4 separate regions of the Homo sapiens genome follow, and all the other regions are linked to region 1. The links are chromatin loops, found by intact Hi-C in ENCODE. Cell type or tissue: IMR-90. All regions are shown on one strand.

The links. Peaks named below come from ENCODE experiments on the same cell type or tissue, not always from the same donor. Only the 100,000 strongest peaks of a DNase experiment are listed, where the experiment ranks them.
Region 2: a loop joins it to region 1, with 4 times the contacts of the local background. A loop is called at or near these places in 4 of 110 quality-filtered maps.
Region 3: it touches region 1 in a loop (2.6-fold over the local background); 3 of 110 quality-filtered maps call a loop at or near these places.
Region 4: it touches region 1 in a loop (7-fold over the local background); 8 of 110 quality-filtered maps call a loop at or near these places.

The regions. Positions count from the first base shown.
Region 1 is chr9:3,729,892-3,734,891 of GRCh38, forward strand. No RefSeq gene overlaps it. Among named protein-coding and RNA genes, the nearest start is that of RFX3-DT, 64 kb to the left of the region's middle. In IMR-90, a CTCF peak has its summit at 2,898; a DNase peak (open chromatin) is centred at 2,900; H3K4me3 peaks cover 227 bases; H3K27ac peaks cover 156 bases.
Region 2 is chr9:3,238,964-3,243,963 of GRCh38, forward strand. The region is part of intron 15 of RFX3 (regulatory factor X3); the gene reads right to left. Among named protein-coding and RNA genes, the nearest start is that of LINC01231, 60 kb to the left of the region's middle. In IMR-90, a CTCF peak has its summit at 1,896 (motif pointing right); a DNase peak (open chromatin) is centred at 1,918.
Region 3 is chr9:3,904,075-3,909,074 of GRCh38, forward strand. The region is part of intron 6 of GLIS3 (GLIS family zinc finger 3); the gene reads right to left. Among named protein-coding and RNA genes, the nearest start is that of GLIS3-AS1, 7.9 kb to the left of the region's middle. In IMR-90, no CTCF peak of the experiment used is centred here; a DNase peak (open chromatin) is centred at 2,887; H3K27ac peaks cover 683 bases.
Region 4 is chr9:4,078,653-4,083,652 of GRCh38, forward strand. All of the region lies in intron 4 of GLIS3 (GLIS family zinc finger 3), which reads right to left. Among named protein-coding and RNA genes, the nearest start is that of GLIS3-AS1, 180 kb to the left of the region's middle. In IMR-90, a CTCF peak has its summit at 3,114; a DNase peak (open chromatin) is centred at 3,049; H3K27ac peaks cover 333 bases.

The DNA.
Region 1 (5,000 bases):
CAAGAAAGGCTAAAGAATTTGCCCAAAGTTACACAGCTATAGAGGGCAGAGATGGGTTGCAAAATTAAGTCTTCAGATTCCCAATGCTTTTTCCATTAAATCTTGCTACCTTTCCATTAAATTTGTTGGTTTCTATGGATTCAAAACTGGGAAACAAACCTTGATCAGGTTACTAAGAACCTCATATCATGTCCAGCTGATCTTTTGAAAGGAAGGATTCATTGAATCTGGGGTGAATAGTCCTATGTTGTATTTGGTGGCTTAGAGCCCATGACTTTTAGTTTGAAGGCATTTGGACATATCTTCCAACACTTTATACACAGATACTTTTCTGCCTCAGTGGCATACTGGAGAGCCTTTTCTTTTCTTTTAGAGACAGAGTCTCACTGTTGCTCAGGCCAGAATGCTGTGGTGTAATTATGGCTCACTAACCTCGAACTCCTGGGCTCAAGAAATTCTCTGTCTCAGCCTCCTGAGTATCTAGGACTACAGGTGCATGCCACCATATCTGGCTAATTTAAAATGTTTTTGTAGAGATGGGGTCTTGCTCTGTTACACAGGGTGGTCTTCAACACCTGGCTTCAAGTGATCTTCCTGCCTCAGACTCCAAAAGCACTGGGATGACAGGCATGACCAACACACCCAGCCCCAAGAGACTTTTTAATGCTACATTTACTCAATTGGGATATGTACTTCATATAGAAATGAAAGATGAGCGAACTTCAAACATGAGATAAAGATTTCAAAATGTGTCATATCCGGGTTAAAAGTCTCAGAAAATACTTGTAACAATGAGACACACAGTGCATAAATTCTTAGTAATTTGTTTGTCCTTCAGCCACATGGTGGGACACATACCTAATCACACCAATAATAGTATCATGACATACCTTTCACATTATAATGTGCTATATATAATGCTATAACTTGTCATTAAAACATGCAATGAAGTAATAAACACAAATGGACTTTGTGGTTAGAATCAAAACTACTTTTTCTAATTTGAAAAAGAAACTGAAAATTGTATAAATGTTCCTCCAAATTGAGTTGTTTCTTAAATTCTTATTAACGTTTCATTATATCCCCTCTTCACTTCATTTCCTAATTTAACAATTTACTCGATACTCCCAAGGGTGACATGGCTGTCCTCTATAAAGGCACAGAATGTTCAACATGCCCCAAAGAAGGCAGAGTGATGGAAAGGACAGACAGCTAGACTGGGAAGAAACAGATCTGTGTTTAGTTGTGCTGTATTAGAAACATCACCCAATTCTAGGTTTCAGTTTTCTCATGTTCAAACTAAGTGGAGGAATTAAACTAAACAACTTCTAAGATACTTTCCACCTTTGAAATTTTAGACCTCTGGCTTTTGATTAAATTTCCTGAATGCCAACCTCCTCATCCAGAAGGACTATGCTGAAGGCCACATAAGAAAGTGATGACTTATGTTTACTTGAGCCCCTGTAATCCCAGTGGAGAGACTGAGATGCCTACCCATGAAGCTGAAGCACATATTTGGAATACGTAATGCTTTGTATTTCTTTAAAAATTTAATTTAGTTCATTTTTAAAGAGATTTTATTAGTCCATTTTCTGCTGTTTTAACAGAATATCACAGGCTGGGTAATTCATTTTAAAAAAGAAGTTGATTTGGCTCACAGCTCTGGAGGCTAGGAAGTCCAATAGCATGGCCCCAGCATCTGGTGAGGGCCTTCCCATGCATCATCCGTGGCAGAAGGCATTATGTGGTGAGCAAGTGCATGAGGTGGAGAGAAAATGGGGGCCAAACTTACCCTTTGATCAGGACCCCACTTCTGAGATAACTAATCCACTCCTGTAACAGCATTAATCCATTCACCAGGCAGAGCCCTCATGACCTCATCACTTCTCAAAGGCCCCACTCCCCAATACCATTTTATTGGAAATTAAATGTCAGCATGGGTTTTGGAGGGAACATTCAAACCATAGCAGAGAAAAAAGGCACTCCTTAGTCTGTGGTGATTAAAAAGGGTGAAGGGAGCAGGAATAAACTCAGCAATTCAGCACCCTGCGTACACCAATCTGAGAGATATAAAAAATATTTCCTGTTCAGGCAACAAAAACTTAAAAGCCAATAGTTATGGTACGCAAATAACTGATAAGCTAAACTGTATTAACAGTATAAACTGTTTTGTATTCCACTCTATATAACTTTACCAGGTAGGTTCCATTCTGGATTATTACAAATAGGGATTTGACATTTCTTTTATAATTGGACGCCTGGGGTGTACAATAAAAATATTTCAGTCTCTGCACCTCCCCTCTCTGCTTCCTTCTTTTACAATGGCAAATTTCCCTTCTCTTCTACAAGCTGACAAAATACAGCCTGCTTTCTGGCTCGCATGTACCACATGCTGGTCACACACAGCTGTTTACAAAAATGCAGACTTTTGCTGCCTAGAAGAGTATTTTACCCGGTACTCAGCAGTTATAGACAAGTGATTATCTTTAAACTCTGATCTTAAATTTGAGTGATGTAAGATGGTTGATTTATTCTTTATAATTATTCCATAAAAATAATAAATAGATACCTAATCTGAAAGATAGTTACAGATCTTGCTTTATGGAGGTCACTGAATTCTTCAGTGTTCCATGAATAACACTGTTCGGGTCTAAGAGGTCACAGCACAAATAGAAAGTAGTGTTGGATACACATTTCTTAGTCTCTACCAACAGAGATCACCAACATGAGAATTGTTCAGAAGGATAACGATGCCTCAAGTATGTAAGGTATGTCTGTAATACAAATGAAACAGGCATTTGGGGGAGAAAAAACCTTTTGCCTTACTCGAGAGAGGAGCCATTCCAGAGGCTTGCCTGCACGGAAGTCTGTGGCTCTAGCTGCATTTCAATGCAGTGCTTAGTTTATTCACCAGGGGTCATCAAAGGTCTGGATTTTCTTTGTCTACTTGTTGACTCATATGTACTCTCTATATACACTCAAGAACCACTGGATTCTTTAGAATTGTGCATCAGGAGATGTGGCTTGCTTTCCTTCTCCCCACCACTCCAGGCCCACCCCCAGCACTTACTCTTTATAGATTTCTACCAGCACACTGCAGCAAGCAAGTCCATTAGATGCATCACAGAAATGCCTTTTCTAACTAAACTAACTTATTTAAAAAAAAAGAGAGAGAGGAAACATGGTATCTAATTAGGTTTTTAAAAAATAATCATTTTCCAAAGTTAGAAAGTGAAAGGCTTTTCACACTATTGTTTTCTAGATTCATGAACCAAATTGCATGCTTGGAAAACAAATGGGTCACGGTTCACTTCTGTTAGATTTCACTTAGTAACGGGTCACAGAGGGCCAGATCAGGTCACCAGATGAACCAGTTAACACTAGGCTGGGACTTTTTAGTCCCTGTTGAGCAAGTAAATAATGAAAGTTTTCAATGAAGATTTTGTTTCTGGCACGGGTAGGATCTCATGGGTCTTGGTGAACCTGATGTCTGGATTGAATACCACCTTTTGTGCAGCCCGCAGTTCCTATCTCAGTTTTCTGTGAAGCACCCTTAAATACCTTTAGTACATAGCTATTGCAAGTAGTTTGATACTTTCTTACCTCTATCCTCTGAATAAACCAGATTGCATCCTTTGAAAGCTCAAAAGTGAGACATATTTCAGCCACAACGAGGAGTGGATTCAGCTTATAGCTTCTTCCCAGGGGAACATAGCTTCTATTTATGAATCAGTGGTATTGAGAGGTGACAACCTGCTGACAGCCCTCGCAGCCCTCGCTCGCTTTCGGCGCCTCCTCGGCCTTGGCGCCCACTCTGGCCCCGCTCGAGGAGCCCTCCAGCCCGCCGCTGCACTGACGGAGCCCCTTTCTGGGCTGGCCAAGGCCGGAGCCTGCTCCCTCAGCTTGCAGGGAGGTGTGGAGGGAGACGCGCAGGCCGGAACCGGGGCTGCGCGCGGCGCTTGCGGGCCAGCGCGAGTTCCGGGTGGGCGTGGGCTCAGCGGGCCCGCACTCGGAGCAGCCGACCAGCCGGCAATCCCCGGGCAGTGAGGGGCTTAGCACCTGGGCCAGCAGCTGCTGTGCTCAATTTCTCGCCCGGCCTTAGCTGCTTCCCTGCGGGGCAGGGCTCGGGACCTGCAGCCCGCCATGCCTGAGCCTCCCCCCACTCCGTGGGCTCCTGTGCGGCCGGAGTCTCCCCGACGAGCGCCGCCCCCTACTCCACGGCGCCCAGTCCCATCGACCGCCCAAGGGCTGAGGAGCGCGGGCACACGGCGCGGGACTGGCAGGCAGCTCCACCTGCGGCTGAGTGCGGGATCCACTGGGTGAAGCCAGCTGGGCTCCTGAGTCTGGTGGGGACTTGGAGAACCTTTATGTCTAGCTAAAGGATTGTAAATACACCAATCGGCACTCTGTATCTAGCTCAAGGTTTGCAAACACACCAATCGGCACCCCGTGTCTAGCTCAGGGGTTGTGAATGCACCAGTGGACACTGTATCTAGCTACTCTGGTGGGGAGGTGGCAAACTTTGTGTCTAGCTCGGGGATTGTAAATGCACCAGTCAGCACCCTGTCAAAACGGACCAATCAGCTCTCTGTAAAATGGACCAATCAGCAGGATGTGGGGGGGGGTGGGCGGGGCCAGATAAGAGAATAAAAGCAGGCTGCCCGAGCCAGCAGTGGCAATCCCCTCAGGTCTTCCTTCGCTGTGTGGAAGCTTTGTTCTTTCGCTCTTTGCAGGAACTCTTGCTGCTGCTCGCTCTTTGGGTCCACGCTGCCTTTAGGAGCTGTAACACTCACGGCGAAGGTCCGCAGCTTCACTCCTGAGCCAGCGAGACCACGAGCCCACCGGGAGGAAAGAACAACTCCAGACGCGCCGCCTTAAGAGCTGTAACACTCACCGTGAAGGTCCGCAGCTTCACTCCTGAGCCGGCGAGACCACGAACCCACCAGAAGGAAGAAACTCCAAAGACGTTCAAACATCAGAAGGAACAAACTCCGGACACG
Region 2 (5,000 bases), 490 kb before region 1:
CCAGCCTGGGCAACAAGAGCAAAATTCCATCTCAAAGAAAAAAAAAAAAAACAGAGATAATAAAACTGATTCAAAAAAGGTAGGTAATGGCAGCTATTCTGGATGTTTTTGATGGTGAAAAGAAACATCTTGAAATTTCAATATAAGGAGTCCAGAGCATTATTATTTTCCTTAAATGTCTCCCAAACAAGAACCAAATAAATCAAAGCATTCTGCATTTAGCACTGATACATGGTTTTGCAAGCGAGGAAAAGGTTGCTGACTTTAATTTCTAGTTTTATAATATTTGCAAGGATTAACAACATTCCATTTGGTAAAACCTTGTGTTCCTTGGTTACTTTTCTTTGTATGTGTATGTGTACTTTTCTATGTATCTTTAAATAGTTTTTATTGAAACCTGCTAAGAAGGCCAAGATCTCTGGCAGTTTGCTCCACACGTGGGCAAATCCTGCCCGCAGTGGCTGTTGGTCTTGCTGTTGTGGGCTAGACAGCTATCCTGGCAATGTGTGCTACTGGCCAATCTGTAAACAGGGCAGCATGATTCTAACTGTTCCGGCTTTTCTGCCTGCCTTGGGGACATAGCAACAGGTGTACCTAATTGTGTTTAAATGTCTAAGACACACTTACAAGTGAGTGTGCAGGCGGTGAAGTGTTCAGATTACAATATTGGCCTTAGTTGCCTTTGAAGAGAAAAGTAGCCTCAAAAACAGGAGCATTTAACACCACCATTAAGGCCAAAGCAAGAGGGGCCTTTGGCCCAAGACCCACACTATGGAGAACTCTGCTTTGTGTTTTCCATTGCCAGTCCCTTTCCTACAGTGTAAGGAGTCCACAGAGCCAGCTGGATGTGACTTCTTGGAGCCTGTGCTTCCCTCCCTCCTCCCATACCACCTCTTCTTATCTGAGACCCTAGAATTCCCTGCCCCGTGGCTCTGAGTTCCCTTCCAGGCCCTGGCAGTTCTCTTCTCCAACTCTACCATTCAGAGGCATGAAGAGACAGCCAAAAAGGGGCAGCTGTTTGCAAAAGGTAGACAAAACTTGAAGACTGGGCTGAGGTGTCCACAAATCTGAGCACAAAGCTGTTCATAATATAAGATGGGGAGTGATGAAGCAGTCTAGGGCCAGAGGCTGGCGACACGGGCTGGCTATGTCTATGTCAATATTTTCTGGTATGGAACTCAGGGGAGACAGAATTTCAAATCCAAACTCAGCCTTCCAAGTTGTTATCAAGACATATTTGTCAAGGTAGGTGGATAGAACAGATTTTATTTATAGTCTGATTCATAACTTTTAAAATATTTAGACACATGGTATCCTGGGCCCTGTAAATTGCAGGGTTGGGCCAGGCAGCATATCCTTTATGCAAGTAAAACTATTGGGGAAATAGAACGAACCTTGCTCCTAATTTAACACTGGCTCCCCTTGAAAACACCTATATTATTTAATAGGAAAGCATAGCATTAATTTATTCTATCAGAGGACTATATCTTAATTTTGATTATACCACTTCTCTTTTCTGGAAATCATTAACTGGAGAGACAATCAGAGTGGCAGTGTAGAAACATGTTCCCTTTGTACTAAGAAAACCTTCACAACAAGCATCAATCAGGTTTGAAGTGCTTGTATTATCATCACATAAGGCCCATATTCTTGCAGAGAATCTCTAATTTTTATGACATTTTATGGTAGTATATTTTATACAAGGATGGTATAAAGAAAGAAAACAATTCCTGTGAGTTTAGGAATTTGCCTATCCCAAACAAGAGTTATTTATTTATCAGGGGGGCCAGCAACCACTATCTTCACCTGTGGTTGAGAGCAAAACCACCATAAAGACAGTGTCAAAGCCAAGAGCCACTTGGGCTAGGCACAGGATGACAGAGTGTGGCAAAGTGGCCAGTAGGTGGCACCGTCATGCTTACTCTATGCCAGGGAATCTTTTTCTCTGGTTGGGTCTGCCCAAATAGCTGCAGTGCTACCTGACAAACTCTTTACTAAACAAATAACTTAGCGGTGGACTTTGCTGAAGAGGACTGTGTGCTGAGATTTCTTTCCTGATGTCTACAGTGACCATTTTAGTCCTTGAAATATTTTAAAAAGTCTTCAACTTCTATTTTGGTTTATTTCCCCACTTCTAAGCTCTTTAGGGAAATTGCTGTCGTAAGCACCCACAAAAGTCCAACTTCATAGTATTTCTCTGAAATAGTATTGACAGGCACTTTCTAAGGAGAAGGTACACTTTTTGGTCTAGGAGTTTTTTGTTTTTTTTTTTTTTGCCCAGAGTAAAGAAATCTAATGTATCAATCATGAAATCCAAGAAGACGTCCTATCAATTGGTAGTCTGTCCTTTGTACTTCCTTCCTTGAGTATTTTTAGGGTACCTATTGCATGATTATGTTTAGATCACAGTTATAAGCAAATTTTCTCCATTCCCTGAAGAGGATGAGAGGAGAGGTTATAGCCCAGAGCCAGCAGGGAAGAAAGCCACGCATAGGAAGCTAATGAGCAGGGATCCCAGAGAGAAAGAACCGCAGCCCTGGGCTGCTGAGTCAACAGATTCCTTTCTCAAATCCAAGAAGAGAAATGAACAGAATGACAAACCAGGAACAAGGAAGAAAAAATGGGACACGGAGCCAATTCTCTGGAACTTTGGGGTCACTTCTATAATTTATTTTCAAGTTGTCAGAAATTGTGCTAATGTAGATGAGCAGATTTACAACTAAAACCAAACTACGACTTCTTTAAAAAAATGTTTGATTTAGGTCTGGTCTCAGGATGGGTGTACAGGAGCTGTAGGGTGTAATTTGTTCTTTTCCGGCAGATTTAGTTTTCCAAATGCAATTTGCTTAGACTAATATTCCATTTAGTTTTCATATTCTAAATATCTACTAACAAAAAGTGCAAGGGGAAAAGATGGCAAGCGTATTAAGAGGCATCCTGTAAGGCAGAGGAAAAAAAACTCTGAAACAAAGTAATAAAAACTTTTAAGCTAGGCACCTGGCTTGTGATTGTCAGAGAGAAAATGTGTGTCTATGTGTTTGTGTGTTTGGGGGAGTTGCACATAATCCCTATTTTGAAACTATAATAATTTATATGGTGAAAAACTGAAAGATAGATTAAGCCCATCCCATTTGACTATTTGAAGTGAGGCAGTCCTACTTTCTAAAGTTAGTTCTACCACTTGCTAGTTTTGATTTGGGGCAACTTTCAATTTCTCTTTTCCTCACTGGTGAAATAGGGATACTGAGACATCTTTTGCAAGGTTTCAATCAGTATCAAATAAGAATGTAAGACATCTAGAATAGGGATTGGCACAAGGCCTGCCCTCAATTGGAAAAATACTAATATAGTAAATAATAAGCTTCACTCTAAATAACAATCAACAGTATAATTTTTGACAAGTATTCCTTACATTTTCTAAGCCACTACTCTTCCATGATTGTTTTTTTTTTTCCTGCAAACTATCTCGACTTGTGATAATATTCTTTGCTTTTAAAATACTGTTGTAACAAGTCTATTGTTCAACAGGCACATTTAAAGTGTATTCCCTAGTCACACTAGCACAATGCTTGCTAAAATTTGTTTTTCTTTGGTTTGATTTTACTTTAAGCACCAATATTTGTTTACTATGAATGTAATTCTACTTCCACCAAATGGAATTCTTTCACTGAGCTTTTATCCCAAAAGCTTACATGTTCAATTATTATTGCTCTTCTTCAGTTTCTAGGTTTTGAAGATTTTTTTCCTTCCAAAAAAATTAACTGAGTATATCAATTTTGATGAATCCAAGACATTTTTCTTTTGATGTTAAATTGTTACAGGTTAAATTTTTCTCTATTACTGAAATATTATCTTTTCTATATTGATATTCGCAATTGAACACTTAAAGACTCTACTGGTTTCTCTTTATTTGAAAATGGCTAAAGAGGTGGCTTAGACATAATATTAAGTATAATTAAATTATGATTAAAAGAATTGATATATTTAATAGATTATTAAAAGGTTTGTAACAAAATCATTTTATGAAGCAATCAAAATTTCAAAGATTCAGTGAATATATTAATGGACTATGTATGTTTTAAAGAGATAAAGCAGAAAGATTCTAAACAGCCATAACATTTGAATAAAAGGACATTTTTCTGCTCAATTTGTCTGGTCAGAGTTGTATGGAAAGCTTTATGATTTTTAAAATTGTTTATTTAACAGGTATGTAAACAGATGCAACTCATTTATTTTATTTTATTCTTACTCTTAAAATTTCACCACTGCCAGAAAGCTTGTGGACAAATTTATAATATTTAAATGAAAATTTAAAAATTATATAAATTTTAGCAATAAATAAATTGTTTCCTTTTTATCATTTAGGCAAAAAAAAAAAACTCTAGAATTGCATATGCTTTAAATAATTTACTAGGCAGTATTAATGTAGTAGCATACTGACATTTACAGGAAAACTTCTTGGGACTGTGAAGCTGTTTCCAGCTTAGGGGAGTCCATTGTATAGCAGTCTTTATTTCAAAACACCAACAACATTTATAACATTGAAATGACAGCATTAAAGTCAATTTAAAAGTAATAGTTTGTATGCTTGTATATATCTTGTTTATATGTAAAACGGGTTGTTCTTTCCTGCCTGCCTGCTCAAATAATGTAAGTAATGTTAATTTTAAAACTCAGTAAAACTGAGTTCACATTATTGAAAAGATACATTCATTGTTCTTAAGTCACCTTAAAAGGAAAGTCTTTTTGCTTGCTTATGAAACTATTTAACTGACACCTTTTCCAAAGCAAGCACCTGTAAAGGCAAAACAAATACCCAGCAAAGTTTGTGACTATTTTGCAGGTTTGCCCTTGAAATTGTTCCTACTCCAATCCTACTCCAATCTGTAGCAGGTCATAAGCATGGCAGATTAACAGCAAGGACTTTGGTGCCAGACTGCGTGGTTTCAGAACCTGATTTCACAATTTAGTGGTTGTGTGACCTTGGGCAAGTTACTTTT
Region 3 (5,000 bases), 170 kb after region 1:
TCCCCTTCTTTGAGAGCCCATATGAGCTGTGAGGTGTGACTACTGTGCTGGTTAGTTTTAGGTGTTAACGTGCTAGACTTTAGTATCCAGTTATTCAATCACTCATCTAGGTGTGTGACTGCTGTACTGTGGAATTCTCTTGATGGGCTTAACATCTACAGTCAGTTGACTTTAAAAACAGAAGATTATCCCCTACAATCTGGGCAAGACTCATCCAATCAGTGAAAAGCCTGAAGAGCAAAAGAAACTAAAGTTTCACTAAAAAAAGAATAAATTCTGCCTCTGGAATGCAGCATCAGTTCTTGCCCAAGAGTTTTCGGCCTGCCCTACAAATTTCTGACTTGTCAGCCCCCATAATCTCAGAAGCCAATTTCTTGAAATTATTATCTCTCTCCACACTCCTACACACATAATATATAGATATTTATCTTGGTGAGTCTCTTTTTCTGGAGAACCCTGACTGATACAGATACTATTACAATGTGCTTTAAAACCACTACCATATGACCGTTTGTTTCAGGTCAGGAAGGAGAAAGCATCGTGCGGTTGAATCCCACAGAAAAGGGCTGGATGTGCATAGTCAACAGGAAGCACTTTTAAACACTGCATTTCAATTAAATAAATATACACCAATCTCTACAGTGTGTTGGATACTGTGTGCCTCACAACTCTATGGAGTACATACTATTGTGACTTCCACTGTAGAGATGAGAAATCTAAAATAAATTACACAGCTACTAAATGTCAGGCTTGGATTTCGGTGTGTTAGAGGGAATCCCAAATTATGCTCTCAGACATTACATTATACTGGCTCATAAAACAGCCCACCCCCAACTTTCTCCTTGTGTCCACACCACACTACACTGCACAGGCTAACACAGTTTCTCTTCCTCTTATGACTCTTTTTTTTTTTTTTGAGACGGAGTCTTGCTCTGTCTCCCAGGCCGGAGTGCAGTGGCGCGATCTCGGCTCACTGCAAGCTCTGCCTCCCAGGTTCATGCCATTCTCCTGCCTCAGCCTCCCGAGTAGCTGGGACTATAGGCGCCTGCCGCCACGCCCGGTTAAATTTTTTTCTTTTTTTTTTTTTTGCTATTTTTAGTAGAGATGGGGTTTCACCATGTTAGCTAGGATAGTCTTGATCTCCTGACCTTGTGATCCGTCCGCCTCGGCCTCCCAAAGTGCTGGGATTACAGGCATGAGCCACTGAGCCCCGCCTGACTCTTTGATATTCTAGCCGGAAGCCTGTCATTCAGAGCTTGTTCTAGGAGGGAAAGAACCTGGGTAGCCAAGTTCTCTGGAAAAGTCTCTAGCATACCTTATCACCACTGTGTATATTCTGACACCATGCCCTTTAGGGAAAGCGGTCTTTGTTGGAGTAGAGATTGAAGCAATAAAACAGAATGGACCACTTCTGTTTGGTTTTCACTGTCCCCTCCCCTGCAGGTTTGTCACTTGGTTGCATCCTGGCCTAGTAACATGAATGCCTGCAATTGACAAAAATAAAGCATGGTGCTCATCATTCCTCACCATTTGCATCCTAAGCACACACACAGTGGTCCCAGGGCCCCGTCTCCTTTCCCTTGACGATCACCCCTGGTTCTCAGGATGGGGCACTGTCATGGTAACTTTCTGATCCTGAATGAGATGATCTTGACCCAGGGAGTCACTGAACTCAGTATCCCTTGCTAAGACAGGATACCTCCCTTTACTCTTTCTCCTGATTCTGACTTCCTTCCCTTTCTCTTCCTCTTCCCCATTCTTCCACTGTCATTTTTTTGGTCCTCACTCCTTCCAGAGAGCTCAGTCATACTCTGTAGGGATGATGCACACCTCTATCTACATGCTCCCCACATGCTATTCTAGATGTGGAGGTCAGGGAAGGCCTCTGTAGACTGGACATTCTGGGCTGAAACCTGAATGAAGCGATGGAGCAAGATATGGAGAAAGGCATGAAATCTACCGAGGAAACAAACTGATGGGTTCTGAAAACAGTCATTGGAGAGGAGTGAGCAAGGGAGCAAGAGGAAGGGTGCAGGATGCAGGGCTGGACAAATTGCCAGAGGTCAGATCATGTGAGGCCTTCAAGCACATGAAGATTCCGTATTTGCTTTCCTTGTAATGGTGAACCACTGGAAGTGTGTAAGCAGGAAACAAAGTGGTTTATCTTATAAAAGATTCACTCTGATTACTGTGCAGAATACCGGAAGAGGACAAGTGTGTCTGGTTAGGGGCTATTACAACAATCTGGATGAAAGATGCCAACGGCTTGAGGGAACCAGAGGGGGTGAGAAGTGGTCCAGCTGAATTGCTCGACCTTCAAAAGTGCTCTTTCGAAGGTCGAGCTGAATTCACTGTGTAATATGAGAGAAACACAGGAGCCAAGCATGGCCTTAAGTTTTGGCCCGAGGAACAGCAAAGGAGATCACAGAAGGAGCAGGTTGGAGGTAAATCAGCAATTTGGTTTTGAATGTGTTAACACTGAGATGACTCCTGGACATCCAGGCGGAGAGAACCTGCAGGTACCTGCACACAGAGGGTGGGTTCACAGAGCACGATGGGGCCGGACCACGAATACCAACTCCTTGCTGCATTTCTGCCTCAGGCTCTCGTCTCTCACCAATCCATCCTGTGATATCAAATGGACTCTCCTAAAATTGAGTTTATCGTGCTATACTCAAGGTACAAATATCTTCATGTACTGCTTAACACGCAAGTCTCAAAAGGCTAAGACATTAAGCACCTCCATACTGTGACTGTACCACGTACCATAAATGCATATTTCCCTGGGTCCTGAAAAGAGCCTATCTCACTGTCTGCAAACTTCCCACGTAGCATACTATTCATTCTTCCTGCCCGGAACGGACTCCCTCCTCCTAATGTAACTCCTCCAAGATCCTGTTTATGACTCACCTCCTGAATGAAACCTCCCCTGACCAGACCAGTCCACACTGGGCCTCTCAGGGTACAAGAAGAACTGCAGAATCCACTTTCAACACTCCCCTGACCAGACCAGTCCACACTGCGCCTCTCAGGGTACAAGAAGAACTGCAGAATCCACTTTCAACACTCCTGTGATTGGACATGTGCACTGGGGCTTTGTTTCTTGTTATAAATTTAATCTGTACAATTGTGTTGGTCAGTCCACGAGGGCTAGGCTGACTGCCTCTTAATCTTTTAAAACTCCACAGCAGCCAGCAGTGTGGGACCAGCATCATGGTAAATCATTTAATCACTAACTGCCGATTGGATTTCTAAGAAGGAGCCACAATTCTTTATGTAAAGGAAGCTACAATCTCCTAGTTAGTGAATATGTCTAAAATAGACAACGTGATCCTTTCGTAATTTACTTTCCTAATGGAGAATTTTCAAAGATTACAGGTGATATAAATGTGGCAGAAACTACTGATGCCCCACCCAGCGCCCCTCTGATCCCTTCGATTAGCAATGTGCTGCCGCCCCTCAGCTTTGGTGTGTCCGTGCCCCAGTTTCTGTGTACTTTAGAGCCAATGGCTAGCATCCTCCACCCCCCAAACACACACACACACACACAGACACACACACACACACACACACACACACACTACTAAACAGTGCTCCTTTGCCTCAAAGTGAGACAAATGCTGAGACGTTATGTTCCAGAGCTCCCTGTGGGATTGGGCTAGGCTGAGACTACCTGAATTGGCACCCATGCCTTGCTTTTTCCCCTTTCCCCATCCTCTCCTGAGTTCTCTTGCAAGTGCGTCCTTCATAAATCACATGCACCTGAATCCTTGGCTCACAGTGGGCTTGTGGGGAAGGCATTCTAAACTTACTCTGATTTGGTTCAAGAATGTCGAGAGGCAATCAGCAGCACTTAAAAAGATGCTCTGATGAGATTCATTCATTTCTCTCCTGTACCTGCTTTGCCAACTTTGTACAGCAGGAGTATGGAAAGTAGATGTTTAATGAAAGTGGGGTGTTCTGAACCATCCCGGATAATACCAAAAGCCTAAGTGTGGAGACTAAATTAAAACTAAGACCTTAATTTGCCAGAACAATAAGGACTGAAAGGGGCTTCAGATGTCACTGTGTCCAAACCTCCATCTTATGCCCAACTTCCCTGACAGCAACCTGTAAGTGGCTTGTCAGTCTTTGCTGCTTGTTACTGTATAGTAAGGGGCAACGTCCTCATCTTGGTTGTTAGCTGCAATTTTAGACAGCTCCAGTTGTCAAAAAGACTTTTTGTACATTGAGTCCTAATCTAACCCTCAGAAACTATTAGAATTGCTTGAATCCTTTTATTCTTACACCTGCAGGAAGGCTCATGGACATAGACTTGTGACAACTCCAAGGCTCGGAAACCAATTTGTGAGCCTCTGAGTGTTAGTGATTCTGATCTTCAAGGAACTATTTTAGGGCTTAATTTCCCAACCTATCCAGTTGCAAGTAAACAAGTTGGCTCCTTCATTTTTATACAATCTCCCATTATGAAATATTTGTTTAAAATGATAGTTTTTCAACCTTACTAGTGAAATCACCTATCAAGGTTTGACAAGGTTACTGCATGCCGAAATTTGAGCTGCTTCCCTAACAATGCGGGGATTTTTTTCTAATCTATAAAAACAAGGCACCATCAATTGTGATTTGTATTTGTTTTTTTTTTTTTTTTTTTTTTGTACAGGATTATTCTGTTAATGTTTATAAGCCCTTGTAACAAGAGATGGAAATTTTACTCCCGTCATTTTCTCATTTCAGATATGACTGAATAATCGTCCAAGATTAAGTGAGTCAAGTGGAAATAATTAGGAAAGGGAAAAAGGCCCAGATTCTTCAATTTTCAGTTCCATTACATTTTATTCTAGGAGCAAAGGCATTCTGTTAGTCTGAAGCAAGACACACTTCCAAAGAAAACGAGGCACAATCAAAGGCCTTTTGTTTTCCCTGTCTCCAATGAGCACAGTCCATCTGGGCCACGCATGTTTATGCATCACCTTGTAGGGATCCCTTTGTTCTCCAGAAAT
Region 4 (5,000 bases), 350 kb after region 1:
TGCTGCCATTCCTGCTGTTAGGTTAAGGACAGGTCAGCATTTTTCACTATAATCCCCCTTCTTTCAGAGGTTTCTAACATGGCTATAAAACTCTGCCCTAGCTTAAAGTTTGGCATGAAAGTTTTGGCTCCAGGCTGTCCTTTCTTTCAGTGAAACTACTATGAATGTGTTTAGCTACTTTAGAACTCAGAGAGGGCATTGGATCATCAGAATAAGAGAAGTCTGTGCTTTGAAATGCCTCCCCTCTGTCCCCCGCCCCACCCCACAACATCAGAAAAATGATTAAGCTACCTTTTCTTAAAAACAAATGTTTTCCAGGTCTTTGGCTGAAAATACAGCCTTCCTTCTTTAGGAAACTGCTAAATAGAACCAAACTCTTCCAAGGTAAAACAGCTTAATGCAAACAAGATATTTCATACTAAAGGAGGGTTTCCTGCACTCACATTCTACTGTGGTTTGGTTTCAGCTTGTATCATCATTACCTTCTCTGATTCCCTGAAATAGGGTCCCATTGCTTTTGGAGTAAATTCCAAACATTTAAATTTTGCACAGATGACATTTATGCCTTGCACATACTCAACAATAGTCAACATGGGTGGTAAGTGAAAGGTATTAGAATTATTCCCTCTTTGCAAATTAAAAGATTGAAGCCCAAAGAGTCTCACAGGCTTAAGATCCTAGTCAAAGGCAAACTAGGAAAAAGACTGTCTTGTACTTCCTCTGAGAGGTATGCTGCCTCCTTAAACTGCAGGATTTGCAAGCCATAGCGAAGAAAGCAAAAAGGGAGCCCACCACCTGAAAGCCTCTACAAGTCTGGGGCAGTTCATCCCACTGATAAGATTCTCACCTGCATGTCCAGCAATGTTCCTGTCATCAGCGGAGGTCAGAGCAGTTTCAAAGTCCGCATTCTGTTCCTCTGCCTTTGGGATGCCGTTAAAGTCACAACCAGAGGAATGCCTTTATCCCCAAGCATGTCCCCAGTGCTGGGAAGAGCATGGCTATGGAGCCAGAGAAACCTAGCTTAAAATTCTACTTTTAAATCCACTCAAAATAAGGAAAGGCCTTCTTTTCTACCTTTGAAAGATGGATGTGAAAAAAAAAAAAAAAGAAAAAAGAAAACCTACCTGAAACAGGTTGCTGTAATCATTCAAAGCACCCAACACCCAACATGTAAGAGAAATTCAATGAATCAGAGCTACTGATAAGTAAACATCAACACTGCTCTCTCAAAATTTAAAAAAAAGGGAAGAAAATAGAAGAAATAAGAAAAAGGTAGTTATTTAACAGACACTTGTTGAAAAAAGAAAGGATACTCTGAATACTCTCCTCCTTAAGGGTGGAAAATATGCACAATGATTTAAGAAGGTGACATACAGGATCCATTTGGAAAATGCTATTGTAAAAGTGTTTGTGCAGGAATCTGCCTGCTTGTCAAATTCAATGACTAACTATATTGGAACCCCCCTGGCTTTATGACTGGGTTGAAAACCGTGTGCTGTGGTTCCTATACTATCCTTTCTTCCAATTCTAAGACACCTGACATATTAGTTTTCCCATTTATTTTTCCAGCATTCTTGCATTCGTAAGCATTTCCTGAGCACCCACCATGTCTCAGGTATTGTGCTAGGCACTAGAGACACAGAGGTAAGTGCCAGAGCTCAGATTAGGGTGAGGCATGATGTATTCCCCATAGGTGAATCATTTAAGGGGGCTCCAAAAACTCAGTAATCAGGATAAAAAAACATTTTGATGCAGTATTTAAAATAATCAACATTAGTACAAAAAAATGCATGATGAACAAATTATCAAAATTTTAAATAAAGACAAGATGATTTAATACTGCCCTGTTGTGCCATACTGGAGCTAAGGGAAAGGATAAATCACTAATGTGTATTCTACCCCATTTAAAATTTTGATATTTTGTTCACCAAGGATTTTAAAAATTAATACTGATTAAATATTACATTAAAATATTATTTACCTTTATTATTGAGCTTTTGGCACCCCCTTAGATTTCTGACACTAATCCTGGCCCTGAGTAGGACATATTTTGTAGTTGGCTGAAAACTGAAATACTAATGTCAACAAAAGAGAGAAGTCTAGGGGCATTAAAATACATTACAAATATCAAAGAAAGATAAAGTGAGGGGGCAGATAACGCAAGGCTCTTCAGTGGCAATACCTGCAGCCAGGCCTTCCGTTGGATCATCTTGACCCCCGGGCGTACATCGTACAACCTTCACACCCCCTTCACCTCTCAAGGAAACGGTGTTTGAGGTGGGTCTGCTTACCACAGTCCTTGTCAACTTGCAGCAACACAGGGCAACTGATTTCATGAGCAGGGTTTCTACTCCACAGGGCGTTTTTCCAGTCTTGCCTGGCTTGTCCTTGATTACGGCAGTAGAGGGTAGAATCTGCCCCAGAACTGTTTGGCCATTAGCTATTCCTAGGTTACACAATGAGCTTCATATTCAGTGCAGGCCAGGCACTCAAATTCTTGCACATCACTAAGGAATACTGTGCTAGAGGGAAGCATGACTACCAGACAGAGCTGGTACAAAAATGACCCACTTACCTTCTATACAAAGTATTATTAAGCATCTGGACCCTCCTAGCCAGGCCTCTGCAGTCCTTTGTCCTCACCACATTAACCCTTTTTACCCTGTCGCATATACTTACTGCAATGGCAGAGGCTGCCAGCTGTGTAGTAAATTAGACTACATTTCCCAGCCTCCCTTGCACCTACATTTGGCCATGTACCTGGGTTTTGGCCAATGGGATGTGAGGAGAGCCACTTACCCGCTGTCAGTCCTCTCATGAGGAATCCTCATTTTCTTTGCTCTTTATCTGGCTAAATGGAGAAAACACTGTGGACCCCCACGATACTGGAACCTAAGGTGGATGGAGCCTGGGTCCCTGGATAAACACGTGTAAAGCCCTCCCAACTAGTTGGAAATATATTTTGATTGTGCTAAGCCACTGTGATTTGGAGGGACTGTAATAGCAACCAGCCTATCGTGACTAATACATTTCCCCAACTAGACTATAAACTCCTCACTGCCAGACTCTGAATCGGATGCATCTCTGTTTTCTCAACAGTGAGCTGCACTGCAGTACAATTCTATCATAAATTAGCCACCATAATTTCCCTCCAGAAGCCATTATATACAAGCAATTCTACAATCATTACCAAGAAAATGACTAATGGTAAATTGTTCTCCTTTTTGTATTCTCAAACTTGAAAATGAAGGCAAAATACTCCTAGAAGCCACTGTTCATTATGATCACTAAATAGAAAAATTCATGCTTCTTAAATGCCATTTCATATGCATAATCAGCTAATAATCTAAACATAAACAAACATCCAAAGACAGAGGACAGAATCGGAATGGGAGCCCCAGACACATAACTTGAGTTTTCCTCTGGAAAGATTTCTAATGCACTATGGTGTCTTAGGATATGTTTGTGCTCTGTGCATATCACAGTTGACATCTTGTCAAAACCAAGGGAAATAATTGCATCTCCGAGTAAGAGCATCATGCAGGCAGCAATTTAAATGTGGCACTGCTTATCAGCACCAATTTACTAACATTTTACTGTATATAACTATGTGTGGTAGAAGAAAAACTTCTACATCCTTACCAAGATTCAGGCATAAAAACAAAATCTGTTACACTTCCAGTTCAAAAGAAGATAGAACGAAGGAAAGGGAAATAAAATGAGAAGCTGTGTTTCTTCCCCTAAGAAATAAACTTTTAAAGAAATTTAAGTCCTAAACATTACATCTTCATTTGAAATGGGGTGGGCAAGATATAAGCCATTTTGCTCAGGTCTTGAGGGAGAAGAAAAACAACCTATCTTATGAGACTATTAAGCTAACACCTCAGCAAGCTGCAGGCATGCTTCTCATTTATTACACGAAGCTGAAATCTTCTGACAGTCCATAATTATGTGCTGAGAACTCTAATGAATAACTCTGCATCAGAAGGATTCACGAAACTTTGATCAGTGTCCCGGGAGGCAGTGGGTCAAGATGAACCCTGAAATCTGATTAACTTCACCATCTTATCTAACATTCTACAAACACTGCTTTGTAACTCTCCACTCTTTACTTGCATATTCTGGAAACACAATTTTGTCAGACATACTAAAGTAGTTCTAAAAATTGTTCATATTCACTTTCGAAACAGACTTAAGATGGAGTTTGTACCATTTCCCATACATATTTTTCGACACCTCTTTTTGTTCCAAGGCCCATGGTCATAAAAAAGTTATGTTTTGGGGCTCAATGCTATTTTAGATGGGTAACTAGCTGTAATTTAGTACCTTGTTCTCTGCAAGTGCCAAAGTTTTTAGAAGACCTAGGTCTGAAGTGGTGACATGTTTAAACTGAGTTATCCACAAACCCTTTTCTCTGTTCCCTTTGGGTTTGAGATATATAAATAAGGGAACAGAAATTTGATTTAATTGAAGCTGAATCATCTGAAAATGGAATAGAACTCATGCCTGTGGTTTCATCCACAATTTGGTTCAAGTGGTGTGTGTGTTTATGTGTGTTTAATGAAAACACAGTTGTCTTGTGGACCCTCTTACTAGAATTTGGGCAGCAATAGAGCACAAAACATGTGCCACTACTCCTCATCATTGCACCAAAGCAGACATCACTAATCAATACCCTACTCTTTTCACTGAGCCTGGCAGTCCATAATCCTTACCACAGCCCTCTAGGTAGCTGCTACTAGATACATGGAATTTAAATACTAGGTGAAATGCAGCTCCCAGCCTTGAATTTGTCCTGTTACTAATGAATGTTTGAAGTGGAGAAGATGTTGCCATTTATGTTGTTCAATTCTCCCATTCTATGGGTAAAAATACCTGAGAAATTGAAACATTAATTTACTTTCCATAGGTCATACAGCCAATCTATAGGTAGGAACTTTTTAGTTAAAATCGGAGTTATTTTTTATGTTCCTTCTTGGTATGATTTATACCACTGAAGA